Regions from separate parts of the Homo sapiens genome. Here region 2 is linked to region 1. A link is a loop called in an ENCODE intact Hi-C map of the cell type or tissue named here. Cell type or tissue: PC-9. All regions are shown on one strand. Each heading gives the region's core, and the rest is flanking DNA. Links, peaks and the distances in the headings are about the cores only. Region 1 overlaps TMC1 (transmembrane channel like 1). Region 2 overlaps TMC1 (transmembrane channel like 1).

Evidence for each region. A loop is a pair of places that touch in the nucleus more often than their neighbours do. Peaks named below come from ENCODE experiments on the same cell type or tissue, not always from the same donor. Only the 100,000 strongest peaks of a DNase experiment are listed, where the experiment ranks them.
Region 2: a loop joins it to region 1, with 3 times the contacts of the local background. A loop is called at or near these places in 7 of 110 quality-filtered maps.

Annotation. Positions count from the first base shown.
Region 1 is chr9:72,747,416-72,758,546 of GRCh38, forward strand. It overlaps TMC1 (transmembrane channel like 1), which reads left to right. Exons shown (of 24, transcript NM_138691.3): 11 at 4,435-4,541; 12 at 7,371-7,469. Among named protein-coding and RNA genes, the nearest start is that of LINC01474, 120 kb to the right of the region's middle. In PC-9, for the core only: a CTCF peak has its summit at 6,036; no DNase peak of the experiment used is centred there.
Region 2 is chr9:72,588,055-72,599,185 of GRCh38, forward strand. The region is part of intron 2 of TMC1 (transmembrane channel like 1); the gene reads left to right. Among named protein-coding and RNA genes, the nearest start is that of TMC1, 72 kb to the left of the region's middle. RefSeq lists an enhancer at 4,608-4,667. In PC-9, for the core only: CTCF peaks have their summits at 4,863 (motif pointing left) and 5,063; DNase peaks (open chromatin) are centred at 2,667 and 4,877; H3K27ac peaks cover 1,918 bases.

The DNA.
Region 1 (11,131 bases), core at 1,168-9,167:
ATGTGTTATGACAGACTACAAATTACTTTGCCTTAATAATAAACAACCAGAAAGAGAGTTGAAATTTTAACTTTAATTTGAAAGAAACAAGAATATTCAGGAACAAGAATATGCTTAAGCATAAAGCCTCAGTTTAATACGTATCAGAGACTCTGTTTTTTGGTTGTTGTTGTTGTTTGTTTGTTTGTTTGTTTTTTGAGACAGAGTCTTGCTCTGTTGCCCAGGCTGGAGTGCAGTGGCGCAATCTCGGCTCACTGCAAACCTCTGCCTCCTGGGTTCAAGTGATTCTCCTGACTCAGCCTCCTGAGTAGGTGGGATTACAGGCTCCTGCCACTATGCCCAGCTAATTTTTGTATTTTTAGTAGAGACGGGGTTTCAACATGTTGACCAGGCAGGTCTTGAACTCCTGACCTCGTGATCCACCTGGCTCAGCCTCCCAAAGTGCTGGGATTACAGGAGTGAGCCACCGTGCCTGGCTGAGACTCTGTTTTTATACATTAATAATTTACTATGGAAGCAGCATTTATCAGTCTGATTAAAGAAATAAGAATTGGTCATTATGGGCATCAAATTTGTGAATCTGACTGGCTTTAGCTGATTGATGGATATTATCTATACCTATTGTTTCAGAAACACATATTCATTGCATGTTTATTGTATATATCATAGTCTTAAGAAAATTAATTGAACTATGTTTTACTTAAAGGGCCATATAGCAGTGTGGTTAAGAGAGATCTAGATTTGGAGTCAAACACCTGTAGCTCAAGACTGCCTGGTTTAGAAGCCTGGCTTCCTTGTTTACTAGCTATGTAGCCTATAGATCTAAGTCTCTGTAAAATGGGAAAACAATAGTTCCCATTTCGTAGGGATTTGATGATCATTAAATAAGTTAATACATATAGATCAAATTGGTGTTTGAAACAGTGATTCACTAAATGTTACCTATTATTAATCAACTTTTGATTCAGTCAACAACTGTGTTAAAGTTTTTGTTTCCTGATTCATAGTGGGACTAATAATACTTAACCTCATTAAGTTCTAGTGGCAGCATAATGAGTTGATGCTGATAAAGTTCTTGGAACACATAACTGACCATCAAGATATACTAGCTATTATTATTATTATTACTCATTTTGCTTCCTTACACTGAGAGATTAAGTATGTTAAAATTGCTATTCTTTTCATTTATGCTCTTTTAGTCACACTAATCAGGCATTTCTTTTTAGTGAACATCAGTTTTAGTTAACAACATCCGGTAGGATAGAACCACTAGATAAAAGGGATAAAGAGGGAAGATTTCTTCTTTTTTGTTTTTGTGTTGAGACAGGAAAAACTGGAGTTTTATGACAACTTGTTGTTTCATTTTCTCTACTTTAAGATCTTCATTTGTTTTGTTACTGTGTTTTCTCCTCTGCTATTGATAGGTCTAGTGTGGAAGAAACTTTGTCTTCTGGATTTCTTAGTCTCTTCCACCTGTGTCTGGGTCTTTCCTATAATCGTTCTAGTTTTAATGAAATCTATTGGCCTGCAATTCATTTTCTTTACACTTAAGATTCTGTAAAGACTCAACCTCCAAATAAAATAGTTGTGAAGCCACTCTCAAATCTGAGAACTGGAGTTTGGAAGTTTTGGACTCTAAAGTATATTTCATTATGATGCTTAAGCATGTTGGAGGAGGGGATACTTTCTGAAACATCTTAATTCACTTCTGTCTTTTGCATTTAAGTATATTTGTACCCTACACGCAAGAAATTCATTTGTCAGGGATTGTGTGTAGGTGCTGAGAGGATGGGCCGTGGCAATAATTAGAAAAACAAAAGCATAAAAAGTGAGGAAGGAAGAAAGGAATGGTGGGTTAGTATCCTATATGCGGGATTTCATACTGGAAGATCTTACATGCGATTCCAGGGAAAAACTTACATTGATACCTAGTGACCAAGGCTTTCCTCCAGTAAATGAGTAACTGTAATGAGTAACAAACTGTAAGTCCACTGCCTTCAATAAAACATGATGAGTGAACCTGGCTGAGCAGCCCTCAGGTAGTCGTTACCAGAGAATGTAGATAACGGCCATGAAATGGTATGAAGTCACTGGGAGCCAAGTGGGTGATCAGATGTCCTAGGAGAAGCAGACCAGTGCACCTGGTGACAGTGCTGGGCTGGGCTGAGGTAGGGTGGGGTGGGGTTGTGTATCAAAACCACACACCCTTAGAAACCTTATAGAACTCTGCACCCCTCGGCAATGTGAAATCAATCCAAATTCTCTTGTGAGCATAAAGAAAAATATTGACTTCAAAATCATTGATTTTTTCCAAAATATCCATTTAAAGATTGACTTCTTAAGTTTCTAAAAAAAAACCTGCCACTGTTTTACAGGAATAAGAAAGATGGTAGGTAAAGAATAGACAAAGGGGCCAGGTGCAGTGGCTCACTCCTGTAATCCCAGCACTTTGGGAGGCTGAGGCGGGTGGATCACGAGGTCAGGAGTTGAAGACTAGCCTGGCCAACATGGTGAAACCCTGTTTCCACTAAAATTACAAAAATTAGCCAGGTGTGGTGGTGGGTGCCTGTAATCCCAGCTACTCAGGAGGCTGAGGCAGGAGAATTGCTTGAAACTGTAAAGCAGAGGTTACAGTGAGCCAAGATTGCGCCACTGCACTCCAACCTGGGTGACAAGGGCAAAACTCCATCTCAAAACAAAACAAAAAAAGAATAGACAAAGGTCCAGAAATAGAGGTGTTACTGTCCTGTGAGGCCGGCCTCATCTAAGTAAGTAGAGGCTGGAATTTGCTACCCATGAACCTTCCTTTTCCATTGATAATGCTTCCCCACTGATAATGTTTCAAAGCCAGAAGGCTCCAGAAAATCATTGGTCAATAGAGATGTTTAGCTGAATGTTAGCTGAATGGGACAGAACACATGGGCTGATGCAGCCAGGGACTGAAGGTGTTTGTTGTTTTTTCTTGGGCAACTGACAATGATAATTTGGAAGATTGGGAAAGCTAGCAACTTGGTGCTGAATCTTAAATGACCGTCAAAGAAACTTTTGCTTTTGTAAATCTATGAAATCTGAACCTAAGACTTAACCTCTTCATTTTTCTTCTTCCACTCTCTGCTTTAAGAGGGTGCTTTTTTTTTCTCTCTCTCCCAATGAGAATTAACCAATCACTTTACTTTTCACTTCTGGGGGCAGGGGTGAGTTGACTGAACATTCTTGCCTATTGCCTATTCATTCCCCAAAGCTGAAGTGGTTTTTTAAAAGTCATGCTCATCACCCCTTCCTCTGGCCCTAATGCTTAACACCTGTCAATGACTTCTCCTTACATTTTAAATAAAATTCTCACTCTTTACCATGGGTTGAGAGGCCCCACACACTGTGGTTTGGCCTCTCCATCCTTATCTGTCACCACTTTCCCTCATTCATGTACTCCAACTGCACAGGCCTGAGTTTTATTCCTCAGTAGTCCCAAGCCCTTGCCCCTTAGGATCTTTGTTCTGGCTTTTTCCTCTGCTTGAGCTGCTCTTCCCCAGCTCAGCATGTTGCTGTCTTTTCTTCAAACTTCAGATCTCTGCTTAGATGACATCTCTGATGTTCTTTCCTTGACAAAACTTTCTAAAGCTACCCCTTTCAATACTTTCCCTTCCCTCCTGTAGGACCTGCTATTATCTCTATCTCTATCTCCTGTCATCTACATCTATAGCTAATGTCTATGTCTGTATCTCTATCTCTGTATCTTTCTATGTATCTTACATATTTGTTGTATCCATACCTCACTAAAATGTAAGTTCTATTATAGCAGCACCCGTATCTATGACATTGTGCTTCACATCTAAGATAATTTCTGGCATAAGATGTGTGGAGTGAATGAATGAATTTCAGCTTTTATACCATCCCTGTAAAATTCCAGTAATGGGGGAAACAGCACAGAACTGCTTGTAAGATAACTATCCGTAAAGGATGTGGTAAACTCTTTTTGAGAAGAACATTGTTTGCCTGAGAAAAGGAAGAGAAAATAGCAGTAATTATAATTATAGTGATAGCTAATTACTAGCTAGGCACTGTAGTTACCTTTACATATATTTGCTCAGTTATCAGTATTAACTCAAGAAATAAAATGCACTCTGCAGGTGGCAATCATGGCTGCTCAGCAAAAGGCAGCTTTCCCTTGGATGGACTATGATGGGGTAGGTCACATGCAGTCTGCATAACTGCATTCTACGTACCTTCTACATTCCACATGACAGGGAATGCTTCCATCATGATTAACATTTTCTCTTCCTGAATAGAGAGAAAAGAATGCTATAGCCTATAAATATAAAAAGGACCAATGCCTCACAATTAATGGATTCATTTTGAAGGCAACCAAGACAAAGCTCTTTTTGTTTGTTTGTTTGCTTTGATCTCTCTTCAAACTTTTTATTTTCTTTGTAATAGGTCAGTTTGGCTCCTCAGTGGCCTCATACTTCCTCTTCTTGAGATGGATGTATGGAGTCAATATGGTTCTCTTTATCCTGACATTTAGCCTCATCATGTTGCCAGAGGTGAGATCTGACTTCCAGTTTACAAAACATGCTGAAAAATGTTTCTCCTAGAAAAGTATTTATCTCTTCTTTAAAGTAGAATAATTAACTGGCTATTTTCACGTCTTAGAGTCATAGGATTTGTAATGAGATTAACCTTCAAAATGGTGCCCATGGGCCAAAGCTCCCAATCCTTGCACTAAAGGGGGTGTAAGCCTCTTGAAATTATATAACTTATGTATAATTTCACATGTATGTTTAAATGTGTATTTTTATGTGGAAAGTTTCATGGCTTCTTTCAGTTTCCCAAGGGGGTCCCTGTTCCTAAATGTTAAAAACTATTGTTCAAGAGGAAGACTTTGACACCTTGTGAGTTGTATTTCTTTATTTTGCCAAGTTAGCTTTGAAAGAAATGCTTCCTTAATGCAACTCAAAGCCTCCAGATTTTCTATACTGAAGAAACACAAAATGAACATTTTCCCCCTAAGATACAAAGTAAGATAATGCCCACAACACACACACACACACACACACACACAAATAGTGGGATGGGATGAGAGTGGGATGGGATGATGAGGTCCAAAGTCAGAAACTAAAACACATAGAGGGTCCAAATCAAAGAAGACAAAGCCCTGAGCTAATGTGGGGAAAGGGTCAGCTGAGGCCAAAAAGCTAGACTGAGGTCAGAGCCTTCACTCATATGAAGTTAAATGATTCTGACACCTTTGAATGCTTACCTTACAGAAGTTGGATTAGGTTTTAGTTAACCTACAAAGGACCTTTTAGGACCAGTATTTCAAAGCAAATTTGGTCCATACAGCATTGACAGTGGCCAAAATTTGGTGGTTTTGGGTGACTTTTTATCCCGATAGCTTCAAATCAGTGCCAGTTTCTATACTAAGACTCCTATTAACATAATAATAATAATAATGCTTTACATTCATAAAGAGATTTGAGCTTTTAATAGTACAAAGCACTTTCACTTCTTTTACTTACTGTGCGTCACAACAAATTTATGATGTAGACTGTAGAAGACATTTTCTTCACCCATTTAAAACATGTAAATGGAGTCACATAATGCTGATGTGACTTAGCTAACATCTTGGAATATATTTTTTTATTAAGCTGATCTAGGACTAGAACCCATGATTCAATCCCTTTCTCTAAGATTTTGCACTTTAATCCACTAGTTTTATAATCCTTGAGATAATTCCAGAGCTTCTAAAGTTGTCTGGCTCGTAGAAGACAGTGACCAAAGATCAGAGGTCCTGTGTAGTTTATTTCCCAAGTGCACACTTTCAGGTAATGAAGCTGAATGTGTGTATTTTATCTATTTCAAATTAACCCCAGCTTTTTTTTTTTTTTTTTTTTTTGCTTACCTTTCTAAGGAAATCTGAAACTCCTCCATTCCATCACTGGCTACTATGACGTTACTTAGTGTCAGATGCAGGTATAAATGGAGTTTTATCAGCAGCATTTATTCTTTCCCCCACACCATGCTGCCTCCATGTGGAGAAAATGAAAGGCTGTTGCTGATTTATTTGAATAATACGAAATTACAGAATGTCTGCTATGTAGTGGATGGAGTGCCTACGTGTTAGGTTGGATGTATTCCAAGAGCTAGGAAGCATTCTGTCTTTGGATACCCTTTTATAGGTTGTATTAGGTGCTGAGGGGCATCCTGTTTTCTGGGCAATGATTACCAACTCCAGCAAAAGAACAAGAGAATGGACACCCTGCATGCTGACTTTGCAGAACCACCAGAGGCCAGGGCAGTCATCTCCTGGCAGCAACGCTGTATTTTTCAGCTGCCTCTACCCGACGGGCTCACTCAGTATTCCTCCAAGGCAAATGCCCTTTTGCCCCAAGGTCCTGTGTCCCTGGGCAAGCCTGAGACCTTGATCTCCTTTGTCCTCTGTGCCCCCGAACTTTGGGGCGAGACAGTGTGTCTGGAACCCACCTTCTATTCTGTTCGGACCAGGAAGCCAGATGGGCCAAAGGCCTACTTTGGGAGGTTGTGCAGCTTGTGCACAGGGAGTGAGCAGAGATTGATGTCCAGCCCTTGTTCAGTCAAGCTCTGCACCCAGGCTTCAAGCCATATTCATCTTCTGTTCCCAGCTTTAGGAGGGAAGTTTCCATCTCACAGAAGAAGCAACATCTGCTTGGTAAGCTATGGGGGCTAGAAAGGTGCTCTTTCCAGTTCTCACCAAGGCACCTTCCTATGACCCTATTCTTGCCCTCTCACTGGCCCACTCTTCCCAGTACTATTCTCCCTACCGTTTTTCTCTTCCAATCTGGTAGCATGAATTTGAGGCAGCAGTCCTGAATTAGTGATGAAGCAGACACCATAATCAGGGTGCAAGTGTTCTCACGTTGCAGACACCCACAAATTACATGATTGGATTTCCTTGAGTTCTCTCTCTTGACATGAAGGACAGAATCTCCCTCCACCCTCACTCCTAAGGGGTATTCTCTTATGAAAGTGTGGGTAAGATTGTTTTGTTGAGTCCTATGTGACTCAAAAGGCTACCTCTCTCCTTTCCAGACTTCCAAGTCAGAACAGTTTGGTGGTGGTGGTGGCAATGGGGTCCTCAGAAAGCCCTCTGGGGAATGTGGTTGACCTGACTGCTGGTGGTCCCCTGAACTTGGAATGCAGGGTCCTTTGCACTCCCTTTGTTCTTACCTCTGGATTTAGTAGTCGATTCCCAGAAAATGGGACCCCACATGGAGACCCAAAGAGTCCCCATAAAAATGTTTCAGAAGGGCTTTTAAACAAAACCATTTGTGATCACATGTGTGGCTCAGACTTTGTTTCTAATTGTTCACTGCTTTCTTTGCTTCTTCATACAGTACCTCTGGGGTTTGCCATATGGCAGTTTACCTAGGAAAACCGTTCCCAGAGCCGAAGAGGCATCGGCAGCAAACTTTGGTGTGTTGTACGACTTCAATGTAAGTGTCTCCACACAAGTGTATTGGTGGGAGGATGGATTTTTATTTAGTTTATTTTATTCTGAAACCCACGGCCTCCTCTCCTGGGTCAGGCTGAATGTCTTAAGAAAGACGTCCCTGCTCCCTTTAAGAAAGAAAGGAAAGAAAGAAAGAAAGAGAGAGAGAGAGAGGGAGGGAGGGAGGGAGGGAGAGAGAGAGAGAGAGAGAGAGAGAAAGAAAGAAAGAAAGAGAAAGAAAGAAAGAAAGAAAGAAACATGTCCCTTTATATAAATGTGACTATGATTTAGGACAATGGTAATATGATTATATGGGAATATAGACTACTGGATAAAGGTGAGCTCAGAGTTCAAAGACTTGAAGCAAATATTCTTATCACTGACTTTGGAAAAGAATAAAGGAAGAGTTTGCAAATGTGCTTTTTGGAAAATCTTGTTGGATTCCTAGGGAATTAAAACTTTTACACTTCCTATTAACCTCTTTACTTCCTAAACAAGCCTCCTATTTAGTATTACTCAATAGTTAGTACTAAATAAAGCTAAATATTGAAAACTAAGAAATACTAAATTCTAACTTTTAAATAATACTAAAATTAGTATTATTCCATTGTAGTATTCAAATGAGCATTACTCCTTGAGCTCCCTTAGGTAGAGATTATTACTATGGAAAGGAGTTATTTCTGTCCATTGAAAAACCATTTTGGACTATATGATTCAAGTCTTCGACAACAATGTAATTCCACATATTCTTTTTTTAAGTAGTGACTAGACTAGAAATGTCTGGAAGCATATGCGTGGGAAAGTAGCCAGGTTGAAATTGAGGAATTGATAATTCAAGTAATTTTTGGAGGCTAGACAATGAGAATAAAATTTTATACAGATTGCAGAATGAAGGAGGGAAAAGCAGACTGCCTGTTTATAGTGTTAATATGTATATCTCACAAACATTTTGATTTCTACTTTTAACCTCCTTAAATTGTGAGTTTCCCAAAGAAGAGATCAGGTCTGCTACATCTTTTCAGCCCGTAATCTAGTCCTCATCCACTACAGGCTAAATGAATCTCATTGACTGAAAATCCTGAGTGAGGGGGATGATTCATAGAGCCTTGAAGTAAGAACCACAGGACCAGTTTATGTGAGGAGTACCAGAACATGCAAACCTTAAGAAAAGTTTCCCATCTCCGAATGAACAAAGCAAGCTATTGAGTTAGCATGAGGCACAATGATAGCAACAAATATGTGGCATTTGTAATCTTCAATCACCCCTGTCAGTTGGACTTTCCATTTCAATTCAGCATTTTTTAAACTGAATTATAAACTTGCATAGGTTTTACAAAGATGAATGTGACATGATTCTTGACTTCAGGGTACTCGTGATATTAGAAGGAAGACACGTAAGCAACCAGTATACAAGATGCTGTGCACAAAGTTAGCAAAATTTAAAAAAAGGAAAAAAGATCCTGGGGAACTGAGCAAGTGGTTCTTATTTCTTCTTAGGCGGGTCTGGGTTTTACAGAAGAGATGGCCTCTGAGTTGGATTTTACCTCTCTTTTCTATCACTTCTAGATTTTATTTCTCTTTTCTACCACTTCTAACTTCTTCCACCTCTTCCTCCTCCCCTCCCTTTATCCCTCCCTTTATTTATCTCTCTCACTTTCAAATTTCAAATAATGCATTACTATGTCCCTTTACCACTGTTTTAATTTCTCATTCTCTTCCTCTGATTAGCAAAATGACAAACTTCCAGTCTGCTTAATAAGAACAAGGACGAAGATCACTGACTTTTTCTGTTTTTTAAGGCATAGCAGAGAAAGGAAGGACTAAAAATATGAACAAAAGGTCTTTTGATTTTTATATATAGATTTCTGAAGTTTAAATACTTCTGAATTTCCCAATGCACTGAAATGGAAAATTTTGGGCAAAAATGTCCATTTGAGATTTGAAAGTTAGTGACTCAGTTGAGGAAGACAAACAGAAAAGTTGCTGTAAGAGAGTTACTAATGAGTGGACAAGAGGGTCTGAGAGGCAAATTCAGGGGAAAGTAGAGGGAAAGGGTTTGGATGATGAGTGTGCTTCCCAAGATTGTATCACTGCCCTTGACAGCTCTCTCACATCCAGTTTGGTGAAATATGATTTGTCGGTCAGCAGGGGATACAGAAACCAGAGTGTTCTATGATAGTTATTTCAAGGCCTGCCTGAAAACAATACTAAGGCAATGAGAGAAATTTTAAAGGTCAAGAAAATATAAGAAAGCCATTACACTGATTTTATTCACTTACAGGCTTGCTGCATGCTGGTATCAGTCATTAATTTGGTATGCATCATTGCTGGGGTTAGTAGTGATTTTAATAGCTGTATTTCTCCAATGTCTGCATCATGCAGTGAACTGTGATTGGTAAGTAAGGTCCCTCACTTCACAACCCACTTCATGGTGGGTATTTATATCTGAGACTAAGCTCGAGTGTTCTTATATGTGAAATGGAGAAAATAATAGTATCTACCTCAAAAAGCATCAAGTGAGATAATGCATGAAATAGCAGATAGCTCAGAGTATGTAGCACACAGTACAGGCTGAGTATTCCTTATCCAAAATGCTTGAGACCAGAAGTGTTTCATATTTCAAATTTTTTCAGATTTTGGCATATTTCCGTATACATAATGAGATATCTTGAAGATGACATTGAAGTCTAAACACAACATTCATTTAGTTTCATATACACCTGTACATATAGCCTGAAAGTGATTTTATCCAATATTTTAAGTAGCCTTGTTCATGAAACAAAGATTTGATGGTGTTTTGACTGTGACCTGTCACGTGAGGTGAGGTGTGGAATTTTTCACTTGTGGCATCATATCGGTGCTCGAAACATTTCATATCTTGGAGCATTTAAGAGTTTAGATTTTTTTTTATTAGGAATGCTCAATTTCTAAATATTCCTTATTACAAGAACCATAACTTGACCAAAGGCAAACAGCTATTAGGAAACCGAATTGGGATGCAGGGCTGGTGGTATTACACACGGTAATGTATGTGGATAGTGGCAAGCTAGTAAAAGGACTTTTATTATAACAAAGAAGTAAATACATAAGTAAATAAAAGTATTCTGACCTTAATGAGGAGTTCTTGAAAGATTCAAGGAAAGGAAGCAATAGGATTATATAGTCATTATCAAATTGTTCATTGAATAACATTATTATTTAAAAGAAAATAATACTGCTTTAAGGAATTTTATATGATATACAAGTTTTCATGACTTTTGAAGTTTGAAAGATTTGTCTTTTGTTTTGGCAATGATTATATTCTAAATTCAGCAGGAAAGATAGGTTGATTCATATTAAGGGACACTTTGCTTTTACATTTTTGTAAGAAAAAGGAATTCAGCCCATCCTACAATAAGCTAATAATTGAGCACATTCTCTATACTAGGGTCAAAATAATTTCACAAGTACATCAATAAGAGAGAGGGAAGGACCTTTAATTATTAAACTGAAGATAACAACAAGAAAAAAATGTACAAAGCTTAATTTAAAATATAGGAGATTTGGTTTCACAGTAAAAATCCAAAAGAATAAAGCCAAGTAGTCACTGGTAATAAGACATTATAGATTCAAATGAGATGCTGTCTTGGTCAGGACGTGGTGTCCTCCACGGCAGAAGGGAAGAGG
Region 2 (11,131 bases), core at 1,055-9,054, 160 kb before region 1:
CTGGGATTACAGGTGTGAGCCATTGTGCCCAGAGAGAGTGCATTTTTGTCTTGTACCCAGAAAGAGGAGAGAGTGAGAATAATCATGAACTACCCTAATGACTATCATGCTGATGGTAATGGTGGTTGTAGGATGGTGTGAGAATTTAAAGACGGCTTCACTCCTGTCACTTTGCTTACTTACTGCTGTATAACAAACTGCCCCAAACTTCAGGGATGAAGCTAACAAAAAAATCATTTAATTTGCTCATGAAGTTGCAATTTGGATAGGGCTGTGTAGAACAGCTCCTCTCTATACCATGGGGCATCAGTTAGGACAGCTCAAAACCTGGGAGTAACTCAAAGGCTGGGGGCTATAATCATCTGAATGCTTGCTCACTCCTGTGCTCTCATGTCAGGCAGTGGATGCTGGCTGTAGACAGAGACCTCAGCTGTGGCTGTCAGCTTGACCACCTACTCCCAGCCTCTACATGTGGCTGTTTGGCTCCCTTACAGTATGGTGGCTGGGTTCCAAGGCAGAAAGTAAATGCTGCCAGTTTCTTAAAGTCTGTCTGCAAATTGGCACAGCATTCTTTCTACCATATTCTATTCATCAAGGAGTTGTAGAGGCCAATTTTAAGGGGAAGAAAAATAGACCCTATGTTTCAATAGCAGGAAGGTCAAAGAATGTGGAGGCCCCAGAAAACTGCTTCCCAGGTAAGTGACAGGATAGAAAAACAAGATTTTTTTTTTTTTTTTTGAGACAGGGTTTTGCTCTTGTTGCCCAGGCTGGAGTGCAATGGCGTGATCTCGGCTCACCACGACCTCTGCCTCCTGGGTTCAAGTGATTCTCCTGCCTCAGCCTCCCGAGTAGCTGGGATTACAGGCATGCGCCACCCAGTTAATTTTGTACTTTTAGTAGAGACAGGGTTTCTCCATGTTGGTCAGGCTGGTCTTGAACTCCCAACCTCAGGTGATCCGCCTGCCTTGGCTTCCCAAAGTGCTGGGATTACAGGTGTGAGCCACCATGCCAGGCCAGAAAAACAAGACTTCTTTAGGTGGAGTTTGGGGAATGAGCTTTCTGGACAAGTAAACGGCATGCATCAAGGCACAGAAACATCAGAGCTGCATTTGAATAAATTCTCCTAGCTGGTCTTACCTCCTAGCTACTTACTTCTACTGTTGACATCAACCTTATAAACTTGCTAGAGGCTCAGTGTGGGGAAACAAACAAACAAAGCCTCATGAAACGTTTTGATCCAATTAGAAAATGTCTATTAAATACATTGTGTTTCACAAATGTGAACTATTAATACAATCTGGGTTTGTTCCGATTTAATTGTCTAAAATTATACATAATTCATCTTGCCAACAAATGAAATTATTGAAAAATTAAAAATATCACCACCAATTTTTTCTATTAAATGTATATTTTTGTAATGATAGCTTAAGTTTCATCTCAGTTTGAGATTTAGTACACTGTGGCATTCACTCTGGTTGGGGTTCATTTGGCTCTGAGCTTCAAGGTTCAATTTAGACTTCAAAGCATGTCGGACTTGACCTGAGGCACGTTTTTAACAATCAGGTGCAGTTTGTAAGGTTATGGGTTGAGGAATAGCATAAATGGGCCATCCTTTTTCTGATTTTGAGAAGAGAATGACTACTAATACCCAGGTGTGTTCTTGTCTTTCTTGAGTCAATTCTAACAGCATTGGCTGTGGGTTATAAAACCATAAAATTTTACAGCCAAAAACAACTTTAAAGGTCGTTTAGATGGAACTTCTTCATTTTGCAGATGAGGAAACTGAGAATCAGAGACAAAGTGACCTCAGGGCATTACAACTTACTATTACTATATTGAAAGAGGAAGGGAAGCTGGTGCAAGTTGAGGGACCCACTGATGAACTGCAGGGTATCCAATGTTGCCCCTGTGTTTGGGCTGAGGGAGAAGCAGCTTCTTAGCTTCTGCTATGCTGACTTATCTTGTGATCTCTGTCCCAGCCCTTGGCTGCCTCTCCTCCTTGTCCCCAGGCCTGCACCATTCCATCTGCCTCCTGATTATTCACTGACAGCTGCCTTTTCCCTCACCCTTTGTTCTCAGTTTTTAAAAATCCAATGGGGAGAAGCTTGGATTCAAATGATAGCATTTTCAGCTCATGAAAAATTCTATAACAAGTGTATTTGACCGTTTGATCTCTGGCTTCTCCCACACACTTGCCCTTTATACTCTGACAGCCATAAGCTTCATTTCCTTGAAGCAGATTGCAATTTCAATGGAAAGGAAATAATTGTGTAGCTTTCAAGCTGAGTTCAGTTCTAAAAAGGACTGAGCAAAGCTCAATCCTGGGCTATTGTAGAATCTTAGTCACTGAATCAGGCAGTGAAAGAGCTCTCTCCAAGCTTCATGGTTATGATCTTGAAAAACACCAGAGCTAGGTTCAAATTCCAGCCATACCATTTCCTAACTGTGTGATTTTGGCAAATCACACAAATACTTAAAATTCTTTCGACTCGGTTTCCTCTTCTGTAAAATGGGAACACTAATTAATGCTCACCTCAAAAGGTTGTTCATTCATTCAACACATATTCGTTGGGTGCCTCCTGTGTGTCAAACTGTTTCAGTCCAGTGAGGAAGATGGACATGAATCCAAGAGTCACCAAAAAAATGTAAAGTGGCACCTGTGATGAGTCACAAAGGGGAGGTATATGAGAAAGTGTGTGACAGTATCTAACAGGTGAGGGCATTATATAATTTATTGTTGCAAACAGGACATTTTTGAGCATGTAAGAGGGTGTGTTAATTGTCCTGGAACAACAGGCATAAATCAGGACTTTCTGGGCAAACTCAGGCCCTACCCCACTCTTACCTACCCTTAGTATAAGAGGGAAGGTTGGGAAAGGCTTTCCTGGGGAAGGGAAGAAGAAACTGAGATCCGCGGAATAAGTGAGGATTCCTAGGCAAAAAGAGGAAGACAGAGTGGTTTAGGCCAAGAGAGCAAACAGTGGTGCAAGACTCTAAGGCAGGACAAAGCATGGAGCCTGCAGAGAACAGACAGAAGGTCAGTGTGATGAAGATGGGAGGGGTGCGTGGCTTTAAACACAGGCCCCTTGCTTGTTGGTTTGCCCTGTAGGTGTTAAGAAATGAGGCTATATCAAGGTGAATTTTAAGTAGAGGTGGCACCTCTACTTAAGACCAGACTTGCAGCTTTAAACATCAGTCTGGCTGCAAGGCAGAATGGATTAGCATTGAGTAGTAGTTCTGGCCTTGGCTTTCCAGAGGAAACTTCTAAACAATATCAAAGCCTTGGTGTCACCCACAGAGATCCTGATTTAATTAGTTTAGGTTGGCTCCCAGTAGGTTATAAAGTGTGTCAGGATTGAGATTCACTGTAGAAGGAAGTGTGAATATGGAGAAGAATAATTACAAGGCTATTGCAGTAGCCCGGGTAAGAAGTGATGGAATAGGTTCATGGCAGTGGGTTTCTGAAGCAGTGGTTCTCAAACTGTAGTGGATTTGAGTATCACCTGGAAGTCTTATTTATTTATTAGAGATGGTCTCACACTGTTGCGTAGGCTAGAGTGCAGTGGTATAATCATAGCTCACTGCAACCTTGATCAGCCTTCATCTCCTAGGCTCAAGCAATCCTGCCACTTCAGCTTCCTGAGTAGCTGGGACTACAGGCATGGACCACCATGGCTATTTGTTTGTTTGTTTTTAATAGAGACAGGGTCTCACTCTGTTGCCCAGGCTGGTCTCAAATTCCTGGGCTAAAGCAAGCCTCTCTCCTTGGCCTCCCAAAGTGCTGGGATTATAGCCACTGCACCTTGGCACGGAAACCTTGTTAAAATGCAGATATCTGGGTATCATTGATTTAGTAGGTCGTGGATGGGGCCTGAGAATTTGCATTTCTGACAAATTACCTGGAGGCGCTAGTTGCTAGTTTAGAGATCACACTTAGCATCTAGTGGGTAGTGGTCAGGGATGCTGGTGAATATCATACAATACACAGAACAGCCCTTTTGCTGATCACTGATCGAGCAAAAAAACCATCTGATGTGGTAGATAACATCAACAGGATTTGATCAGCAGGGTAAAGGACAACTCCAGGACTCTTACAGTTTTCTGAATTTCACAACTAAATGACGAGTTTCACTATTCATTGACATTCAGGAGACAGCCCTACAGACCTGAGAAGATGGTGAAGTCAAAGCTACACATATATTTGAGGGTTACCTTTGAAACAGCTAAGAGGATACATCAAGCAGGAACATATATGTGGAACCTGGAAGGGAAGATCATTACAGATATAAACTTGGGGATCATTAAAGCCAGGAACTTATCAATGGCATCAGTCAGTTCTCTTTTCTTTTACTCTTATCATTGGTGTCAAAGCTCTGGCCTCTTTTTGTTGGTTCCACTCAGGTGCCGTGATCCTCCAGCCTCAGCACCTTGCTGTGAGCTCTCCTTGGGAGGCTGCCTCTCCCTCCTCCTTCAGAATTTACCCCCTACTTCTCCTTTGGGTCCCACCTCTCAGGCTTGGTCATGTGTGGCATTAGCAAGCAGGTGTGCGTGTTTCCTTCTGAAGCACAAATCAAAGCCATGGTTATGTATCTGTGGGATTATTTGCTAAATGGCCACCTCTCCTGCTAGATTCTAAGTTGCCTGCAGTGACTGGAGAACATCCCTAGGTATCAGATGCTCAATGTCTTACACTTATGGAACCGTCAAAGACAGCTGTTAAATGTCCAATGGGTCAGTTAGGGAGATGGTGGTTGTTAAAACTGTGATGAGTTCTCAGGAAGAGGGAGAAGCAGTTACCTTTGTGAAGCAGTTGTTGGTATTTACTTAGTAATGAGATTAAATTTCCTAGGACAGTGGGTGTGTGAACCAGCAATAGCGCCATCTGCTGGAAGTAAGTGATACAACAACTATTATCTTGACTAGGCTCAGGGCTGTTAAAACAGTATTGCTCTGGGAGAAAAGAATCATTTTTTTTAAGGTTAAAAATGTGAGTAAAATTCTTTAGAGTGAAGATAGAATTTCTTTTGAAATGGTTGGAAAAATTGGATAATTATTGAAAATAGTGTTCAGTTTTCAAAGAGGAGAGAAACCTTCAAGTCACTGTAATTAAGAGAAGTTTTATTGAAAGAACACATGGAATAAGGAAGTTAGATATCTCCACCCAAAACCAGCATTTCAGAAAACAGAAACAGGCAAAAATCTGGCGGAGTGTGGTGGCTCATGCCTGCAATCCCAGCCCTTTGGGAGGCCATGGTGGAAGGATCGCTTGAAGCCAGGAGTTTAAGAATAGCCTGGGCAACATAGTAAGATCCCCATTTTCTTTTTTCTTTTCTTTTCTTTTCTTTTTTTCTTTTCTTTTCTGAGACAGAGTGTTGCTCCTTTTGCCCAGGCTGGAGCGCAATGGCATGATCTCAGCTCACCACAACCTCCCGGGTTCAAGAAATTCTCCTGCCTTGGCCTCCTGAGTAGCTGGGATTACAGGCATGCACCACCACACCTGGCTAATTTCGTATTTTTAGTAGAGACGTGGTTTCTCCATGTTGGTCAGGCTGGTCTTGAACGCCCGATCTCAGGTGATCTGCCCACCTCGGCCTCCCAAAGTGCTGGGATTACAGGCATGAGCCCCCGTGCCCAGCCCCAAGACCCCCATTTCTATTTTAAAAAAAAAAAAGAAGAAGAAGAAGGAAAAGAAAAGAAAAATGGAAACAGGCGAAAACCTAGGCTTCTCAAAGACTGAAGGGTATTTTGGAACTGACTGGATATTGCTCATCTCTGGCTGGTTGTGTTGCAGCCTCGTTGGTGGCAAGTGCAGACCCTCAGTCAGTGACCTCCTTTGTTGCTCTTCCATCAAAGGGCCCCCTTCTCCTGCCCAGGCATGGTGTTACTAATATGGCGATGGTAGGGGCAGGGGCTGCATCTATGACGGGGAGAGGTATGAGAGTATACTCATCATTCTGCTGTTGTCTTTGTTAGTTTGTTTCTAATTTCTATTGTTGGGGAGAAAGATAAATTCTTCCCTAACCTCTTGGGATCTTCACCTGGGTCTAAGAATTAAATCACTGTAAGACAGGTTAACAGGAGAAAAATATATGAGTTTTATTGATTTTTACATGTACGCGGAGACCCTCATGAGACAGCAGAAGACCTGAAGAAATGGACAAAGCAGAAAGCTCTAATACCTTTTAGACAGAGAAACCATAAATTCATGAAGAGCTGACAAGACAAAGGGGTTTGGGCCAGTGGCAGTAAATTGTGGGAATTCACTAGGGAGGTGTAAAGATAGAGGAAGATAAGGGATAGTTTAGAAAGTTTATTTGTACAGCTCCATTGCAGCATCAACTCCCAGTCAATGGTGATAAGAGTTATTTTCTTATTCTGGTACAGGGAGGGCAACTTTCTTAAATAAATCTTTTTGGCTTACGACAGGTAGAAGAGGGCAGATCACATAGCCCTTTCCGGCATCTGCTGTTTCTCAGGTGACTTTAGCTCAAAATAATCAACATGCCACATCAGCAAATTTTGGGGTGACATGGCCTGTTTCGCTATGATAATGGGAAAGAAATCAGACTTTTTAACTTTGAATTAGAAAACACAAACTTTGACTATGTCCCACAATTTATGTGACTGATTTCATATTCTATCACATCTATTTTATATTCTCTCATATTCTCCTCATGAATTTTCCCCTAGAATGTTGGGGGAATTTTGAAATGACTTGGGGGGCATGCTACAATTCGAAAAGGAGAGAGACATACTCTCCAATTCTCTCCCTGCCTGCCTCACAATGTGCAGCTCTCCTCTGCTTCTTCTTCTTCTTTTTTTTTTTTTTGAGACAGCGTCTCACTCTGTCACCCAGGCTTGAGTGCAGTGGCGCAATCTTGGCTCACTGCAAGCTCCGCCTCCCAGGTTCAAGTGATTCTTCTGCCTCAGCCTTCCGAGTAGGTGGTACTAGAGGTGTGTGCCACCACGCCCAGCTAATTTTTGTATTTTTAGTAGAGACGGGGTTTCTTTATGTTGACCAGGCTAGTCTCGAACTCCTGACCTCAGGTGATCTGCCCACCTCAGCCTCCCAAAATGCTGGAATTACAGGTGTGAGCCAACATGCCTGGCCTCCTCTGCTTCTGATTCAACTGCTGCTACCGATAGACTTACTGAAGGATTTGAAGCCAAATGGTATTAATTTTGGTCAGTTACTTCCCTGTATCTGGTGTCCTCACTAGACAGAACTTCTGTGTATGGCTACTTCATAGACCCCGACCAGCCTACATATTGTTTGCTCTAAGGTCTAGTGCCCTCTCTTATTTCACTAAGATACAGCCACTGTTGGTGGGGGAGTCACATAACATGGAACATAATCACTGTATCAGTTCAGGTGCTCTTGATTCAAGTGGATTTAATTATGAGGGAATTTATTCCTTACATAATTACTAAGTCTAGCATTAGAGTGGCCTGCAGATGAGGGTTGATCCAGTGGCTCAGTGATGGCCAGAACGCTGTTTACTTTTTCCATTCTGCTATCTATGGGGTTGGCTTCATCCTGAGGTTGTTTTCCTTTCTGTCACAGGTTTTACATCAATGGGGTAAACTAGTTTACATTGTGGTAACAAGCAACTCTCAACTTTTTTTTTTTTTTTTTTTTTTAGACTGAATCTTGCTCTGTTGCCCAGGCTGGAGTGCAGTGGTACAGTCTTGGCTCACTGCAACTTCCGCCTCCTGGGCTCAAGTGATTCTCCTGCTTGAGCTTCCTGAGTAGCTGGGATTACAGGCATGCACCACCACGCTGGCTAATTTTCGTATTTTTAGTAGAGATGGGGTTTCTTTTTTTTTTTTTTTTCTTTTTGAGACAGAATCTTGCTCTGTCGCCCAGGCTGGAGTGCAGTGGCGTGATCTCGGCTCACTGCAACCTCTGCCTCCTGGGTTCAAGCGATTCTTCCGCCTCAGCCTCCCAAGTAGCTGGGACTACAGGCGCATGCCACCACGCCCGGCTAATTTTTGTATTTTTAGTAAAGACAGGGTTTCACCATATTGACCAGGCTGGTCTTGAACTCCTGACCTCGTGATTTGCCCGCCTCAGCCTCCCAAAGTGCTGGGATTACAGGCGTGAGCCACCGCGCCCAGCCAACTCTCAACTCTAGTAGCTTAAGACAACAAAGATTTATTTCTTGCTCTTACTGTCTGCCCATCTGTATCACCTTCTCTGCAGGACCCAGTTTAATGGAGCACACACAGAAAAAGGTGCTGGTCACTAGGGCCAAGGGAACAATGGCTCTGGAAGGTTTTTCTTGAACAATTCAGTGTTCCAGTCTTGGAGCAATACATCTTATTTCTACTGTTAAATCCATGGCCAGAACTAATCATGTTGTCCCACTCACCACAAAGCCATATGCAGCCCCACCATGTGCTCAGGAAAGAGGAATGGGAAGCATTTGATGAACAGAAATAATGACTTCAACAATTGGGACTATCAGTTCACAGTTTCAATTGTAAAAAAAAAAAAAAAAAAAAAAGACAGAAATAGAAAAAGAACAATTGAAAGTACTTGCTTTCTCATCCACGAAAAAAGTTGGTCAAAGCCTCTTAGTGTAAGTCTATAGCAGATGATGCCTGATAAGGAATTGTACATACCGTTCTTCGTGAAAACCAAGAGTACCATGTATGTAACATAGTTGCTTTGGGCTTCTTATAGCAGTTAAGAGTGTATCAGCAGGCCTCCATGGTATTTGAATGTTAAAAGCTTTCATTCCCCCTGGAAGAAAACACATAGCTAACTAAAGAAAGAAAAAAGAAGGGAAAAAGAACAAAGAAAAAGAACCACTAGAGTCTCTGAAAAGAGCTTATGAGATACCTGACTGTCTGCGCCTTCTAAGTATGTACCATGAAACCTTAGATTCCTACCTCATTTTGTGATGGTGTAGAAGGCACATTGGCCACCAGCAACCCTTGTAAATATTTGCGGATTTGAATTTCACAAATTGAAACCCAGACTGCTGAGGGCTTTGCTGCTAACGTCAAAGAGCTGGGGCAACTACCACAAAACCACATGTGGGAGACTTTTTAGATGAGGAGATAGGAAATTCCTAATAAGAAAAGTTTTTTTGTAAAATACTTTCTAATGCTGGCTCTTTAGAGAAGCACATTTTACATGTGCAATGGTGCAAAGTCCTAGCACTAAGATTTCTTCACTCACAGAAAGAAAGAATGATGCAGGTGCTGTTCACATGCGGCCGGAACCATGCCCTTGCCAAGCAGGTCAGCGGGGCACAGGGACTGCGCTCCTCATGATAGTGCAGATTGGCTCGGAAGTACTCAATTCTGTGGAGTCACAGCGCCCTCTGACAGATTTCAGTTTCTGGAAAAGGAAGGGCCCCCTTCAGGGTACCTGCTGTTCACCTTCCATTAGATTAAGGTTGAAGAGCGAGTGGCCATTTGTAGGTACTGGTATGAGATGTTCCTAGCTACCCGCATGTCAGCCCCGGGAAACGGCAACATTTCCCACCCTTCTTACCCTGGGTCCTGAGTAGGAATAAAAGTTAGTGATTCTTAGGGGCATATTGAGAGCTGGCAATGATACCTCTCACAAATCCATCCCCCAGAGATAAGGGGTCCCCCATGCCTTTGATGTATTTGGGAGCTGTGCTGTATGTGTTCTCTTTGGCTCCCCAGTGGAGAATAATAACAATAACAACCGCGTACTAATACAACCCAGATGTCAGCACAGACCCTCTGTTCTCTGTCTTCCCTGAGATATCTGTATCTTCTCAGGGATTACTGTCGGTTCAGGCCTGGCTCCTGCTTTCAGCTTGTGGGAAAACTCACTCCATCTTCATTCCATAACCTCACATCTCCTATGCCAGTTCCCTTCTCTGTGCTCCATGCTGAACCAAATGCCACACTCATCCCCTTTGCTTTGAATTATATGAAAAAAAGAAAAAACCCTCATGGGGACTTTATGTGTAACAGTCTTCACTGCACATTTGATAACACAGATGGGGGTTTATATCCTAGCAGAGCAGATATTGTCAATGGAAAATGGAAACAAAACAAAACACAAAAGACAATCTTCAGCCATCACTATGTAGCTTGGCTATCATCTTTTGCTTTCTCCTTTACTTCTGGAGTCCCCCCACATACCCTCAGAAATGGAGATAGACTCTACATCAATCTCTGCTCTGGGAAATCTACTCACATATCCAAAGGCAAACTAACAAGCTCTTGCTCCGACAACCCATCGACTTGGGGTCTCATCCCTCCCTGCCTACCAGTCTCTGTGACTGAAAGGGGCCCATACAGAGACTTATTTTCCCAGGAACGTGAATGATATCCTTCTCCTGTTCCTTGACCTTGGGAGGCAGATTTGATTATGGTCAGCTTTGATTCAAAGTAAGTTTTTTTTTTTTTCTCCCTTAGGAGAATGTTGTGAGGTGCTGATTGTTCTCTGCTTCATAATCGTATCACTTATTACTGATAATCTTTTTCTGCCCCCAGAGGTTGCTGAAGAATGTAGCATATACAGTGGACACAGAGCCCTGATAATACAATTACTAAATTCTCCAAGGTTGAGGGCCTGGTCTTAGGTCATGAGATTACTGATCCTTGCCTTCTGCCTGCTAGGAAGGCCCAACTAATTTCACAGTCTTTATCAGTGAACCATAGTAAAGGGGGACCAGAAGAGAAAAAGGTTATGTCTTTTGGGAAAATGCCAAAATCATATTGTGAAAATCCTTCCTACTGTTCTTCTCATGGGAGGGGGAGGACTTTGGACTTGTTTCTCTCCTTTTCCTGTACATTTGGGGATGTCAGAACCGTCTGTTTCCTCATCTACACGTGGTTAGATGCCGACAACAATCTCTTCTCTTAAAATTGCTTACTATTAGACCAGCAGAGTGTTTGGTATTAATTGAGCAAGGAGGAATTTGTAGGAAAGGCTTGGCTTAACTAGGAGAGGGAATGCCAGGGAGAAATCTGTATTTCCCACTATTTTTTTTTCTTTTTTTGAGGCACAGTTTCACTCTGTCGCCCAGGCTGGAGTACAGTGGTGCAATCTCAGCTCACTGCAACCTCCGCCTCCTGGGTTCAAGCGATTCTCATGCCTCAGTCTCCCGAGTAGCTGGGATTACAGGCGTGTGCCAGC